Linked DNA regions of Homo sapiens: region 2 is linked to region 1. Evidence: chromatin loops called from intact Hi-C (ENCODE). Cell type or tissue: Caco-2. All regions are shown on one strand. Each heading gives the region's core, and the rest is flanking DNA. Links, peaks and the distances in the headings are about the cores only.

Evidence for each region. Peaks named below come from ENCODE experiments on the same cell type or tissue, not always from the same donor. Only the 100,000 strongest peaks of a DNase experiment are listed, where the experiment ranks them.
Region 2: a loop joins it to region 1, with 8 times the contacts of the local background. A loop is called at or near these places in 16 of 110 quality-filtered maps.

Annotation. Positions count from the first base shown.
Region 1 is chr18:50,200,856-50,209,091 of GRCh38, forward strand. It overlaps the pseudogene RN7SL310P. Among named protein-coding and RNA genes, the nearest start is that of MYO5B, 9.8 kb to the left of the region's middle. In Caco-2, for the core only: no CTCF peak of the experiment used is centred there; a DNase peak (open chromatin) is centred at 3,256.
Region 2 is chr18:50,052,424-50,060,659 of GRCh38, forward strand. MYO5B (myosin VB) reads right to left here. Exons shown (of 40, transcript NM_001080467.3): 2 at 2,845-2,955. Among named protein-coding and RNA genes, the nearest start is that of MIR4320, 70 kb to the right of the region's middle. In Caco-2, for the core only: no CTCF peak of the experiment used is centred there; no DNase peak of the experiment used is centred there.

The DNA.
Region 1 (8,236 bases), core at 1,993-4,492:
AATGGGAAAAGAGAGACTGGCCTAGCCTCCCAGCCTACATCTTTCTCCCCTACTGGATGCTTCCTGCCCTCAAACATCGGACTCCAAGTTCTTCAGCTTTGGAACTCCAACTGGCTCTCTTTGCTCCTCAGCCTGCAGACGGCCTACTGTGGGAGCTGGTAATTGTGTGAGTTAATACTGAATAAACTCATATATATATTCCATTAGTTCTGTCCCTCTAGATAACCCTGAGTAATACAATGAGCTTTCAGATGAGACCTCATCCCCAGCTGACACTTTGATTGCAACCATGTGATCCACCCTGAAGCAAGGATCCCATAAAGCTGCATCTACCTTAAAGAAACTGTGATATAATTCTGTGACCCATGTAAACTGTGTGATAATAAATGTGTTGTTTAAAACCACTACGTTTGAGGATAATTTGCTATGTAGTGATAGATGACTAATATAATTATATACAAAAGTGTTCTGTGATCCTTGGCTTACTGATAAGAATTTCATTCTAGCAAATTCTCTCCTCATGATGGCAGGTTCATTCCCCAAATACCTACTAAAGTGGCCATCTTCAAATTGGGGTTTGTGGGGCCCTGTACACCAAGACTATTCATGTTGTTATTCCCATATTTTGTTTTAAAGGAATTGGTGTCCAGATCCTATACCTCCATATGTATTTCTTCCTAAACACTGATTTGAAAAAAATCAGGCCTGCAATTAGGCAAGGGTCATTCTCAGGTCTCAGTTCCCAGGTCCCTTTCTCTCCCTTTGCAAAAGACACATTCTCAGACCTCCTGAGTAGTAGGATGGTGGTTTGCCCAGGTAGCCAAAGCATGATGCCACACACAAGGACACTTAGAAATTTGGTGTTGAGAAAGCAAGTAACTAAAGAAGGGGCCACAAATTCTTTTGCAGCTCAAGTAGTTTCCACTTCTGTGCTATCAACAAAATTGAAGCAGGACTTAAGCCAGTGGTCAGCTGACAGATTATTAAAAACAATCTTTTGATGGATCACTATGTAATTTTTGGCAACTCAGAAGGAATTCAAAGAATTGAAGGACGCTGTTCCAACAAAACTTGCCTTCCTATCTATTTATTTATGCAAACAAGATTCCTCTCAGCACTTATAACAAAAATAGGAATAGATTTTTGAAGCTGTGCAGTAATACTATTTGTGATAATTCAAAATAATTTTAATACTTAGACCACTGGAAATTTTTAAAATATATTAATTTATATAGCTATTTTTGTTGTGGTTAATTATTATAGGGTGGTTATTAAAAGGACTTCTACCACAAAAAAATGTAGGATAAAATTCCGTGGAAAAAGTGGAATGGAGTTTCAGGCTTAAGGAACAAAAAATAATTGATTTAAATAACTTGTTTGTGTATTTTAAAAATGGGCAATGGAAGTTATCAAATTGCTAGGACAGTTAGAGTCCATTGGGTTCATTTAAAACAGTAATATAGTATTTTAAGTGACTAGATACAGCAAAATTACATCCTTTTCAACTATGGAAACTTAGAAAATATCCAAAATGTATGGAGACATACAGCTTTTAAAAAATTCATTTTGAGAATATAAGAGCAAGAAAGTCAGCTGGGCATGATGGCTCACACCTATAACCCTAACGCTTTGGGAGGCCAAGATGGAGGATCACTTGAGCCCAAGAGTTTCAGATCATCCTGAGCAACATAGGGAAACCCCATCTCTACACAAATATATTAGCCAGGTGTGGTGTCATGCATCTGTAGTCCCGGATACTTAGGAGGCAGAGATGGGAGGATTGCTTGAACCCAGAAGGTCAAGGCTGCAGTGAGCTGTGGTCATGCCGCTGCACTCCAACCTGGGCAACCAGAGCAAGACCCTGGCAGAAAAAAAAAAAAAAAAAAAAGCAAGAAAGTCTAAAGCCCCTGGGGTGGAGGACAGCCACTTCCACAGCTCCTCACATTAGGACTTTCTTAGGAATTCAGGATTTAAATTGGTGTTAACCATCTTGATGCTGTGAAACGCTTTCAGCCTGCCAGTTTAGTCTATGCTCATCTCCAAGTCTCTCTTGAGACAATACAGACTTATTTTTTCACCTGTTTCAAGTTAGCACCCAGCCTCTGCAGCTTCAGCAGTAACTTCTGTTACTCTTTGTACGGGGAGGCCCTGGCACAGTCCCCGACCCCCTGACCCAGACTTCCGCTCCAACATTCTTCCATGGTGGAGCTCTAACATGTGAGGATGAGTGGAGGTTATTGGAGTTGTTTAGTTTAGGAAAAAAAGACTCTGAGGTCTGAGGAATGGTGAGGACTGGGGACCCCCAACAAGAGAGATAGGGACATCGTGTTCTTAAATACTTAAAAATCAGTTTTGTGAAAGAGAGATTAAGCTGATTAATAGAGGCCAGGCCCACAGGGAGGAAGTTTCAGGGTAATAAATCCTGGACAACCATGAAGCATAAGTACAACATTCAAATAAGAAAAACCATCAAGAGAGGACCAGGCATCTCATGAAGAATTGAGCGTGCTGTCCCTGGAAGAATGCAAGCAGAGGCTGGATTATCACTGTCAAGGATGCTATTTTGCCACCGGGTGGAGGGTGGGCTGTACCCCTGCTTGGAATCACTGGTGGTTCCCTGGTGGCTGCCCTCCTTACACCTGGCTTATGGTGCCCAAGAAAGCTTAGAGCTGTTGTCACAAATGCTGGATTGATAGCCTTGAGGGAGGAAACCCGCATCTTAAAGCTTGCTCCCTAGGAAGGTTTGATATCAGTTTCTTACAACTCAGTACGACTGTAAGTCATGTGCTTCCTTTGGGGGGTGTTTCACATAAACCTCGCCTTTAATCCGAAATGGAATGAGCGGCTTTGCTTCCTAGGAGGCATCCTGACTGCTGAAAAGGGGTGGTGGGGCTAGCTTCTTCTCTTTGAAGAAGAGGGAGGCATAACAGTGTGGTTTATGCTTTCGCAGAACCTCCAAAATTCCTGCCCCTAGAGGCTGTTCCCAGGGCTCACGGGCTGTATATAAATAACTGTAATGACACCTCCCCGCCAACCCCAGAATGAAATGACGAGTCTATTGGAGCTTGGATGGAGAGGAGGGAGGAGAAAAATGAGGTGACATGGATCAGAGGAAATGTGATACCACCGTCGGCGAACGCACAGTCTCCTCCACACCCCACTGAAGTGTTCTGAGCCTCCAGTCCTCCAACAGACACTTGCCCCTCACCACAATCGGCTCTCACCTAAGCAGCTGCCGGTCCCTTTCCGGAAGATCGCAGAGGCCGCGGGAATGTTTTATCCCCAGCGTCTCACGCCCTCTTCTGGACACTTTTCCCAACAGCTAGTTCTGTTTCTGCGTTTTCTCATTTTTCAATCCCTCTCACTTCACCTGAGAGGAAGTCTCCCCTAGAATCAGGTTGAAACATGGTCCCCACAGCAAGGCTTTGGTTTAATGGTTCCATTTTGATTTATTACCAGGTGATGTGGGGTGAAGGGTAAACTTTCTGAGCCAGGCAGGTGGGGAGAGATTGTGAAATTCTCTGCTACTCAAGCGGGTCTCGGGAGCCCCTATCATCTTCCTATTCCCAGAAATGCCCAGGCCAAGAGCTGCCGCACCGCCAACCACGGGGGTGACTTTGGGCGGTCCCGCTTCCTCTCTGAGCCTCTGATTTCTCATTAGTAAAATGAGAGGATTGGCTCTTCCATCTACCACTTTCAAAGATCAGGGAACTAGGGAAGATTTTCTGTTATATACTCTGAAATACTACAGTCCCACTCAGTTAATTTGAGCTTAAATTCTAGGGGTGGCCAGGTGACAGGCTGTGAAGAATCTCCATTCCAGGGCAGTCAGCGGGCACATCCCAAAAGGCCACACTCTAGATGTAGCCACCACACATCCTTCTGCTATCACATTTCAATCAATCACCATGTCTAGGCTAACTAACAGACTGAATGTCAAATGAGTTTTTATTGGTGACTTGTGAAATTGCAGGATGCATGTTAGAAGTTGGATCTCTTTGGTTAAATGATGGGTATTCAAGATTTAGGGGTAGGCTAGAGACACTCCTCACTCTTGCCAGAACACGCCAGAGCAAGAATCTGGAGTGCCCTATAACCTGCACCGTGAGGGAGGGTGCCCAAGGCTGGATCCTAATTTGGCCTGGTGTCCAGCCGATGGTGGAAGAGGACATCTGGTTGTAAAAAGCTGACTAGAAGCACGAACTCCTGCCTCTGAATGCTGCAATGAATGAACCTTGTATACAGGCAGCCTCAAGTAACCCTGCCTTACAGGTGTGATCAGAACCCCTAAAAGGCAAGAGTGCTGAAACCTCATCAAGCTTACCAAGCCAGTTCTGGACCAGCTTGCCGCTGAAAGCTTGTCTAATAAGTGGCAGCACGTGGGCTGAATGAACTGCTTTCTCTATCACCTGTAGCCACCACAACCTTCTTGGGCAACTAATTGTTATCTACCAAAAAGAATCTAAATGTGGCATAGAATCCTAAGTCATTTTCTAACTCTGAGTCTTATATATTTCTGATTCCTTTAAACAAAAATTCATCTAAACATCATTTGTTAAACACCCACTATGTTTCAGACACTCCCTGAGATTACAGAGATTTACAGAAGAATAAAATGTCTTTTGGGGGCCCAGCCCAAACATACAGCTGCCTACTTGCCTTTTCCACATATGTGTCTAAGGGTATCTCTGACTTATATTACCAAAATGAAAATCTTAATTTTCACCCCACATGCATGTTCTTCCCCAAATCTTAACCATATTGATACATAGCATCACCACTTACCATCAAGCCGAAATCCTAGGCTAGGCATCATCCTTGATTCCTCTATTTCCCTCAATTCTGTTTTTCTTTTTTTTTTTTTTCTTTTGAGATGGAGTCTCACTCTGTCACCCAGCCTGGAGTGCAATGGTGTGATCTCGGCTCACTGCAACCTCCGCCTCCAAGGTTCAAGCCATTCTCCTGCCTCAGCCTCCTGAGTAGCCGGGACTACAGGCACGCGCCACCACGCCCAGCTAATTTTTGTATTTTTAGTAGAGACGGGGTGTCACCATATTGGCCAGGCTGGTCTCGAACTCCTGACCTCAGGTGATCTGCCCGCCTCGGCCTCCCAAAGTGCTGTGATTACAGGTACGAGCCACCGAGCCTGGCCTATTTTTTTTTTTAAATTTTTTTAAGAAATAGAGATGGGGTTTTACCATGTTGCCCAGGCTGGTCTCAAACTCCTGGACTCAAGCGATCCGCCATCTCGGCCTCCCAGACTGCTGGGATTACAGGTGTGAGCCACCGCGCCCAGCCCATTTTCCTCAATTCTCAATTCTAATCCATCAGCAAAGCCTAATAGTTCAATCTCCAAGGCACATCCCAAATCAGGCACCTTTTCCATCTCCAGTGGTGCCACCCTCCACCAGCCCCAGCCATTTCCTGCTGGGCTACTGCAAAAACCACCTGCTTGGTCTCTCCACTTCCATTTATTTGACCTCATCTCTTCCTGCCCTTCTCCTTTCTTACTTTGAGCTCCCGACCTCAATCCCTTCTTTCTGTTCCTCAAACATGCTGTGCTTATTCTCACCTCAGGCTATTTGAAGCTACTGGCTCCTTCCCTGGAAGGCTCTACCCCTGACATTCACCTCAGGCCCAAAATTTAAATAAGCACCAAGAAAACTTAGTACTCAAGACATTAGGACAATAATTTAATGCAATAGCAAAAAAAAAAAAAAAAAAAAAAGGTCCATGACGAAAAAAAACACAAATTTAAATAAAGACAGGATTCAGGAGTGCCATGCTAAGCCATATAGAATCCAAAGGCCAGAGGTAAAAATGTGTGCCCCTATATACATTTTTTTTTGAGCTGGAGTCTCACTCCGTTGCCCAGGCTGGAGTGCAATGGCGCAATCTCGGCTCACTGCAACCGCCTCCCAGGTTCAAGCTATTCTCATGTCTCAGCCGCCCAAGTAGCTGGAATTACAGGCGCCCACCACCGCGCCCAGCTAATTTTTGTATTTTTAGTAGAGACAGGGTTTCGCCACATTGGTCAGATTGGTCTCAAACTCCTGACCTCAGGTGATCCACCCACCTCAGCCTCCCAAACTGCTGGGTTTACAGGCATGAGCCACCGCACTCAGCCTTGTATTTCTTTTTAAGAGGCAGGGTCTCACTATGTTGCCCAGCCTGGAGTACGGTGGCTGTTCACAGCCTCGATCAGGAATTTTGACCTGCTCAGTTTCTGACCTGGGCTGGTTCACCCCTCCTTAGGCAACCTGGTGATCCCAGCTCCTGGGAGTTCACTATGTTGATGCCAAACTTAGTGCAGACACCCGGTCAGCATAACACACTACAGCCCAGAACTCCTGAACCCAAGCAATCCTCTTGCTTTAGCCTCTGGAGTAGCTGGGACTATAAACATGTGCCACCATGCCCAACTGTATATATATATGTGTGTGTGTGTGTGTGTGTGTGTGTGTGTGTGTGTGTGTGTGTGTATAGAGAGAGAGAGAGAGAGATGGAGTTTCGCTCTTGTTGCCCAGGCTGCAGTGCAATGGCGCGATCTCGGCTCACTGCAACCTCCGCATCCCGGGTTCAAGCAATTCTCCTGCCTCAGTCTCCCGAGTAGCTGGGATTGCAGGCATGCGCCACCACGCCTGGCTAATTTTTGTATTTTTAGTAGAGACAGGGTTTCTCCATGTTGGTCAGGCTAGTCTCAAACTCCCGACCTCAGGTGATCCGCCTGCCTCGGCCTCCCAATGTGCTGGGATTACAGGCGTGAGCCACCACGCCCAGCCCCAGCTGTATATTTTTAAAGGTTAACTTTTCCCAGGATCTTAAAGGAGTTAAAAAATATTGAAAAATTTTAAAGTGGGTTGTTAAAATGCACATTATGTTAAGCTTAAATATTTTATTATACTTGTGTTAAGGGATCTCCAGGACTCCAGGTTTGAGGATTTGCTAGAAGGACTCACAGAATTCAAAAAAGCTGTTATAGTCATGGTTTTGGCTTATTACAATGAAAGGATGCAGATTACAATCAGCAAAGGAAAAAAAGTGCACAGGGCAGAGTCCAGAAGAGACGAGACATAAGCTTCCATTGTCCTTAACAAGGAGAATTGTAGGGAGAGCACCCAGCAATGATGTGTGACAACATGGAGGAAGTATTGCCAAGCAGGGAAGCTCACCCAAACTTGCAAGGTTTTCACTGGGGGCCAGTCTTCATTTCTCCCACCTCCAGAGGTGAAATGAATACAGCATGGCCCAGGTTCCCAGGTGAACAACAACAGGTTTCAACAAAAATTACATCGTTAGTATAAATCCGGGATAGGCCAGGTGCAGTAGCTCATGCCTGTAATCCCAGTGCTCTGAGGGGCTGAGGCAGGAGGACTGCTTGAGGCTGGGAGTTCGAGACCAGCCTGGGCACAGAACAAGATCCTGCCTATACAAAAAATTTTTTAAATTAGCTGGGTGTAGTGGCATGTTCCCATAGTCTTAACTACTCAGGAATCTGAGGCAAGAGGATGGCTTCAGCCCAGGAATTCGAGGCTGCAGTGAACTATGATCGTGTCACTGCACTCCAGCCTGGGCAACGGAGTGAGACTCCATCTCTAAAATAAAAAATAAGAAGCTATCTAGGGTAGTCCAAGTCTCTAGGAAGACAAAGACACTCATATCAGGCAGAATTCCAAGAACTCACAGGTTATATCTCCCGGGAGCCTCAAGGGTCCATCCTTTCTTTGGAATGTGCAGGGTTGGACACCTCAAGCCTGCTGAATTAATCTTTAACTGCATAATAACAAAACCAGAAGTTAGTATAACTTCACTGGCTTTAATGAAGCAAGCTCATCAATAATATTTTCTGGATCAATCAATAATATCTACTTCTGGAAAAAGTTAACCACTGAAGAAATACATTAAGGCATGTCTATACAGACACACATTTTTCTTTTGGCCTCTGATTCCAACATGGTTGAGCATAGCACTGCCAGATCCTGTCTTTATTTAAAATTTTGATATTTCATGCTTTGTGGACTTTTTGCATTAATTTTGATTTTTAAAAATATTATTGATCCATAGACTGGGCGCAGTGGCCCTATAACCCTCAAGCCTGTGATTTCTCATCTTTCCAGCCTAATCAGAATAGTACATAATCAGGAATGCCTCTGATAACCGTATCTGTTATTGCATTCTCTCCATTTCTCTTTCATTGTATCACTTCACATTCTAGAATGATCTCATTTCTATCTCA
Region 2 (8,236 bases), core at 3,564-6,063, 150 kb before region 1:
AAATCATCATTCTCAGTAAACTATCACAAGGACAAAAAACCAAACACCGCATGTTCTCACTCATAGATAGGAATTGAACAATGAGAACACATGGACACGGGAAGGGGAACATCACACTCTGGGGACTGTTGTGGGGTGGGGGGAGGGGGGAGGGATAGCATTAGGAGATATACCTAATGCTAATTGATGAGTTAATGGGTACAGCACACCAGCATGGCACATGTATACATATGTAACTAACCTGCACATTGTGCACATGTACCCTAAAACTTAAAGTATAATAAAAAAAAAAGGTTAGCATGGTAAATTTTATGCTACATATATTTTACCACAATAGATATGAATGAATGAATGAGTGAAAACCAGAGTGAAAAAACTTTTTAGAGGCACGGAGAGAAGCTTGACTGTCTTCAAGAGGGGACAAGTTAGCAAGCAGGCGGAAGGTCCTATCATAAGTCAGAGGTTAGGAATATCATTGTCTTCCTGGAAGATAATCTAACTGATGTTAATCCTTTGCTGATGCAGTGAAACCCACACTATTGAACTTCAGGGGGAGGGAGGATGCACGAGGTTGGTTGGAAGAGGCTGCTGGGGCAGATTTTCCAGCCAGCATAGTACACCATGGATAATTTCAGCTTCAGAGGAGACTCTCTGCATTCAAAGTGTGGCCACGTAATTTCTGTGCTCCTGCCTCTAGTCCACAGCTCTGCCAAGTCACTCATAATGATAGCTCAGAGCCAGCCATGGACAAGCCACTGCCCATGAGCAACCTGGACAGACTCAGATGTTCAGAGCCCATTATTTCTCGAGAACTGCTAATCTCTAGAGCCAGGCTTCCCTTCCAATTACATGCTGCCTGGCCTTGTAGCAGGGGAAGGAGGAGATGGGGTCTGGGCAGCTGCCACAGTTAGTCATGCAGGGCCAAATTCGTTTTCAGCAGGGTGGGCGAGCATCTGCTCTGTTTTAGCAACATGGCAGATCATTCCTCACTACCTCCGTGCAACTTTTTAAAAACACCCACCCACTAGAAAAGATCAACTGAAACGAAATCTGCTGGAGTAGAGTAGAAGATACACCATTCAAGTGGGTGGACTAATTTCATTTTTTTTTCCTGGGGGTGGGGTGGGAAGTTATTCAACATGGTAAACATAATTCCATCTGTTGGGAGTTGTGCTTCTCATCTCAAAAGCAAGAGGTGGCTAGCGAAAGCTGCCTACTAGGAAGAGGAATGTGAGGGGTGCACACCTCAGTACAGACGTTTTCTAATAAGCTCATGTTCTGGGTTTACCAAGTGATATGCTTAAGTTGATACAAAACAGAAGTTAGTGGTAGGATGTTCAATCAACAAGTTAATCACCAACCATCTAGAAAAGGAGACAAGACCAAGAATAGGCAGGAAATGATCAGAGGATATGGTACACACTTTTAGTGCTGTTGCCATTCAGAGAGGAAACAGTATCTCCAACCCAAACCTTTTCTCCAAGCAATGTCTGTTCTGCAGCCCAAACTCAATCCATCCCAAAGCCAACCCTTAATTTGTTACCAACCATTTTCTTCCAAACCTATTTTTCTCCCAGTCGTCTCCCCCACCGTAAAGCCTGCATGAACTACCTCTGCCTGCATCCTCAGTCTGAAGCCACCCAACAGTCCTCTTCCCCGACAGCTCCCAGATGCACTGGCCTCCTTCCCTTTCCTGGAACACAAGAAGGTCTCAGGGCTTTGGCACACACAGTTCCTGCCTGGGACACCCTACTCTTGGTCACCGCACCCTGAATCTTCCATGGCCAGCTCCTTCCCAAAACCCCCTCTCCTCAAGAGGAGTCCCAGCTACTCCAGGGGCTGAGGCAGGAAGAGGATCACTTGAACCCAGGAGTTTCAGGCCCACCTGGGCAACACAGCAAGATCTCATCTCTTTAAAAATAAAAAGAGTGGGTTCCTTTTCTCTCCTATACCTCATGCACTCACTTCCATGCCTACTGCCATTTATCATAATACTTTGTCTCCCTTTTGTGTTCATGTTCACTGCCCCCCTTTAGCACTGAGCTATCTGAAACAGCAGGGCCACAACCGTTTACCCATCTGCCCCCTGGGACCTGGCACAGCATATAGGGTGAGCATCCATTATTTGTGAAATGCACCAGTTGCAGAGGCAGTGGTCACAAAAGGCTCATGAGAAGGTAAACTAAATCAGACATATTAGGAGGAATAGAATTTCATAGTTACTACCTTGTCTTCCACTTGAAAGAAACAGCCTGAAGGTCAAAAAATAAAAAATGCTCACTACAGCAGCTAACACATAGGGAGCACTTATGTGCCAGGCACTGTTTTAAGTACTTGCCACATATTAACCCATCTTATTCTCAAAACAGCCCTAGATAAACTAGCACTCCCATTTTATAGATGAAGTAACAAGCACAGAAAGATTGTGAACTGATATAAGGTCACAAAACTAGTGATGGCTGAGCCAGGATCCCAACCCAGGCAGGCTGGCTCCAACCACTGTGCCCTGCAGGGACCCTTGTAGCAGCTCCTCTCCCTCACTTCCCAGTGAGGTCTCAACCTCCTGTTCCCTCCACTCCACTGAAGATTCCTGCCTTGATCACCAATGATCTCTCAGCTGCTAACCCCAATAAACACTTATTTTTTGTGTGACATCCATAGAGCAGCTTCCTGGCTTAGCACTTTCACATACATCAATAGCAACAAGAAAGAATCCAAGGGCTCAAGAGCTCCAATGTCCAGGGAAAACTCCAGCCCACAATGTACTATCTACTCCTGTTCCTTGCACACCTGAGCTCCCTGCCCCACCTCACCCCCGCCCCCCTGCCCCGGACTCACTCTTACCGTTTCATCCTCCAGTCTGAGCTGTAGGCTCTTGTCTCCTTCTTTGTAGTCCTTGGTTAACTCAGCTGAGCGCCATACCTCATCAGGGTCAGGGATCCAGACCCTTGTGCACTGAAAGATTAAAACAGAAGAAACTTAGATACAGAACAAAGCTCTCAGATTTCTAAATGTGTGTCACTACCTAGAAAGTGCCCATCAGGAGAACTTCTAAAGCTATCTGCACACATCTCCCCACCTTCTCATTTCAGGACACAACGTGATCCGATATCATGATAACAGGGGAACAACTCACAGGACTGGTAGCAGAGGGCACCTTTTAGATGTTAAAAGAACGTTGCAGATCAATGAAATTAAAATTCTACCCAAGAGACTGTTGAGCCTGCATTTGTTTATATACACTAGATATTGCACCATTATCTCAAAGGGTGTTACAAAATAGCAATGTCAGAGGGAGTTATTTAGCAGGCTACAAACAAAACAACACAGGGAAAAGCCAAGACAGTATAGCAAATGTTCAAAGCTTGGGAATCTCTGCTGATATTCTGCATTCAGAGAAAAAGTCATTTTCCTGCAGAAGTGAAAGAAAGTGGTCGGCAAATGGAAAGTGTATTTAAGTATCCTCAAGTTGTCAGCCACTTGAATTTATCTGTCCACTCTTTTTCTTTTTTCGGATGGGGTCTCACTCTGTTACCCAGGCTAGCATGCAGTGGTGTGATCACAGGTCACTGCAGCCTCCAACTCCTGTGATCCTCCCGTCTCAGCCTCCCAAAGTGTTGGGATGACAGACAGGAACCACTATGCCAGGCCTATTTGTCCATTCTTTAAGCCATAAACCCAAAACTTTCACTCACCTTCACCAAGTAGCTATCCTGATTTGCAGACAAAGTCACTGAATGGGGCCAAGTTCTGGCAGGAAAGAACACAGCCCTTGGTAAAGTAGTGATACAGGATTAACTGTCTGACTTGCCCAGCACATTCTCAACATAACTAGGAGGTTCCCAGCCCTACTTGCAGTCAGAATCACCTGGGGAGCCTGGAAAATATCAATTCTTGGCTGTACCTCAGACCAACTCAGTCAGGATCTGAGGTGACATAAAAGCTCCCAGAGACACTAATGAGTGCTGAATGGCAGCATCTGGATCTCCTGGGATCCTACTGCACAGCTGTCAGAACAATTTCTGCATTTTCATCTCATAGGTAGGCAACTTCCACAGGGCCTATTTTCTGTAGAAGCCGTCAGTACACACACATACATCTGGCTTCTTTGGCCATAGAATATTATCAGGAAACCTGAAACAACTGGTTCTTTTGACCAAAAGCTCAACCAGAACATGTGCTTGGGTCAGTATCATCCACTTCACTCCTGGAGTGACAGCTGAGCACAGACCCTGGGCCAGTCTGTCACCTGTGCACATGCGGCCAGCTGGCTTTACTTTGGTCCTGACTTTTTTTTTCAAAGCAGTGTTTTCCTCCAGGTAATCAGAGGCTTTTTTTTTTTTTTAAAGCAAGATCCTGACTCCTCCTACACTTGTCTCTAATATACTATGGAACAGTGAAAGTTGTAAGGCAACAGAATCAGAATACCAGTCAATGAGAAAGCAAACATCAACCACTTTGCATCCTTGACATCCCAACTCAGGGTACAAGCCAAAGTCATCTGTTTCATTACTAAGAAACAAATTCACAGAATCTTAACCTTCTCCCTGCTTCTTAAGCCTGCTGCCTTATGGCAAGATATTATCATATCTTTATAGTAAAATAATATAGAGCTTTAAAATAACAAAGAGCTTTATTGCATCTGAGAGCTCCAGAGTAAAATATAAGGAATGTTCTGAGGTACCTCCAGAGAAAACCTTCTGAGCATTTGCTGATCTTAACTGTCAACATTTCTTCTACCCCCAGGTGTCCTCACTTTCTCCACTATGGCTTAAGTCCACCATCCATCCAGCTGTGATGACCTTTAAAGCTGCTGTCCCTAAGCTTCAGGTGAGTGTCTGTCCTTCAGCCTCACCACAGCTCTCTTGTCACTGAGTTCCACTCCTGGGACTCCCCCTTCAGCCAGCATACCCAAGAAATTTTTACCTAAAGCAAAGTCTCCACTCCATGTAAATCATGCCAGGAATGGCTCAAGATAACAGAATGAGGAATAACCAGAAAGGAACAGGAAAATCCCAACAGGAACCGAACGGAGGTGATGTTGTGTAGATCCTGGAAGCCAGGGAGCCTAGTCCCAGCTCAGCCAAGGACTCTGCTGGCCATCACCCTGTGGCCCATATGCCACTCGTGGGGTGGTTAGTTGCATCCAGCACTGAAGAATCTCGTTGCCTGGCTTGATCTCAACTTTTATTCTAGGGGAGTTCATGTACCTTTCTAGTTATATAAATCTCTCCTCTCTAAAGAGACTGAGAGCACCTGGTAGGCATACAATTGGCTTCTCATATTGTCCCATACCCACAAAACCTATCACAACATAAGGGGCACAGTGGGACCCCAATGGTACTTTAGCTCCTTGCTCCTCCAGGTGAGGACCTCAGCATCGTCATCACCTAGGAGCAGGTTAGAAGCATAGAATTTCAGCTTCCCCCAGACTCACCACATCAGAATCCTCATACTAACTACTTACTCTTCCATTCCTGCAACATCATCTCACTCTCCCCTGCCTTTGAGAATATGTCAGCAAACTGCAGCTATGGGACAAATCTAGCACACTGCCTGTGTTGCCTGTTTTTCTATAGCCCATGAGTTAAGAATGGTTGAAAAAAGCTCAGAAGAAGGATATTCACATAACATGAAAAAAATCACATGAAAGTCAAATACTGATGTCCATAAATCAAGTTTCCTAGGAACACAGCCATATTCATTCATTCATTGATGTATTATCTATTTAATACTTTCACATTTTAATGCTAGAATTGAAGGCCAGGTGCAGTGGCTCATGCCTATCATTCCAGCACTTTGGGAGCCGAGGCAGGTAGATCATTTGAGGATAGGAGTTTGAGACTGGCCTGGGCAATATAGCAAGACCCTGTCTCTACAAAACTTAAAAAAGAAAATTAGCCAGATGTGGTGGTACATGCTTGTAGTCCTAGCTATTCAGGAGGCTGAGGCATGAGGGTCCCTGGAGCCCAGAAGCTCAAGGTTACAGTGAGCTACAATTGTGCCACTGCACTCCAGCCTGGACAACAAAATGAGACTCTGTCTCAAAAAACAAAAAGTAATGACAGAGACCCTATGGTTCAAAGCCATTTTAAAAACACAGTAGGCCGGGCACAGTGGCTCACACCTGTAATCCCAGCACTTTGGGAGGCCGAGGTAGGTGGATCATTTGAGGTCAGGAGTTCGAAACCAGCCTGGCCAACATGGTAAAACCCTGTCTCTACTAAAATTACAAAAATTAGCCGGGCGTGGTGGCGGGTGCCTGTAATCCCAGCTACCTGGGAGGCTGAGGCAGAAGAATCGCTTGAGTCCGGGAGGCGGAGGTTGCAGTGAGCAGAGATTGTACCACTGCACTCCAGCCTGGGTGACAAAGCAAGACTCTGTCTCGGAGAAAAAAAAACACATAGTAAAATGTTTACTATCTGATCCTTTACAGGAAAGCATGCCAACCTCTGTCCTTGTACTTACTATTTCCTCAGGCCACAGTGCCCTACCTTACTCGTCCATGTGGGCAGGGTCCAACTTCCAGCACCATCTCCTCACTGATCACTTCCTTCCCTGTTCCCTATAGAGTTAGCCCTACCCAACCATAAGCTGCCACTATAAATTCTTCTATGATTATCTTTCCTTCTGGTTTTGCAGTCATTTCTTTCACATCAGTTTCACCTCATTACAGCAAGATCTTCCAAATATACTGTTGGGCATCTTTGTATCCCTAGGATCTAGCACATCCTGGCACGGAACAGATGCTCACTAAATGTTCATGCTGAGTATAGGAATCAGTGAACAGAGAATGTGCATTCATGGGGCACCTGGTTTATACCTAAAACACATTGTGATAAGTACCATGTAACAAAGTATGAACATGGAGATGTAGCTCCTGAACCTAAGGGATGTATATTTAGTTGGGTCGATAACTCACATAAAAATATGCCCTAATGGGGTGATGTGACCAACTCCTAAGGAGAGTAACATCTATCCAGTGGAGAGAAGGAAGACAGGGAGAGAGGGGAAAACAAGTTAATGCCGACTTTGGAAGAGAGAAAGTTGGTAGCCAAATTCTTCCATGATGTTGAAAAGGATTTTGTATATGCAGATCTGATCAAGCAAGCTTTAGATGCAAATCTAGTAAATATTGGGCACAAGATATGTGTCCAGTCAATCTCCACAATAAAGACACGTGGAACACATTGAGATTATAGCAGTTCATTGTTAAATCAGAATGAAGTGAACCCCCTGTTCTGTGCAGGATGGTTCACAGCTGCCAGCTGCCACCTCCCCGCTCTGCCTCCTCACTTTTATCTTACTTTATGGATTCTCAGTTTAAAGTGTCTATAAATTACTGAGCAGGGCTGTTTACCCAATGTCATCCATACTGCATATAATGAGAAATTTATAGATCTTCCAAGGGTAATTTTAACCATAATCAAATTTTGCCTCATATGCTGGCTTTGCGAGATGCATTGCTTCTGTAATCAAGTACAAAGCAGTATATGATGAGTATAAAATATATGGCCAAGAAACAGACACATGAACTAAGAAGGGAGAGACAAGACCACAGTAGCTGGGAACGACTTGAGGAAGGCAGACATGACCTGAGGTTTGGAGACAGAAAGGATTCGGAGGGGAAGGGTTTCTTTTTGGAGCGATGAAAGTGTTTTGGTAACCAGACAGAGATGGTGGTTGCAAACACTGAATGTACTAAAAGCCAAATTGTTCACTTTAAAATGGTTAGTTTTATATTATGTAAATTTTTTCTCAGTTTAAACACACACACACTGTTCTGGTTGTAGAGATTGCAAACAGTATCTTGTACATGCTCTCTCCTGGCATCGGTTCACATTACTAGTCTATGAAAAAGCAGTAAAATATTTTCACAGAAGGCCATTATTTTATGAGCCAGCCAAACTCTCTAGAACCAAAGATCTGTGTTGCCTCTTAATTTTTTCTCACCTTCAAGGAATGTCTTCAAACAAATCTGACCACTACCAGATTTACTATAAGCCAACAGACTATAAGACAGACAAACTCACTCATACAACCCAATTACCATACCACTCAATTTGTCACTATCCTATTTTAACAACACTTAATTCCTTCATATCAAAGTAAATAAAATAGCAAGTCTGACCCAATTATCAAAGAAAAGCTTGTGATTTTTGGAAAGTTCTTTTGAAAAGAGCCCCACATATTTCCTAGAGAAGGCAGATGCCTACATCAAATGTAAATGCATTAG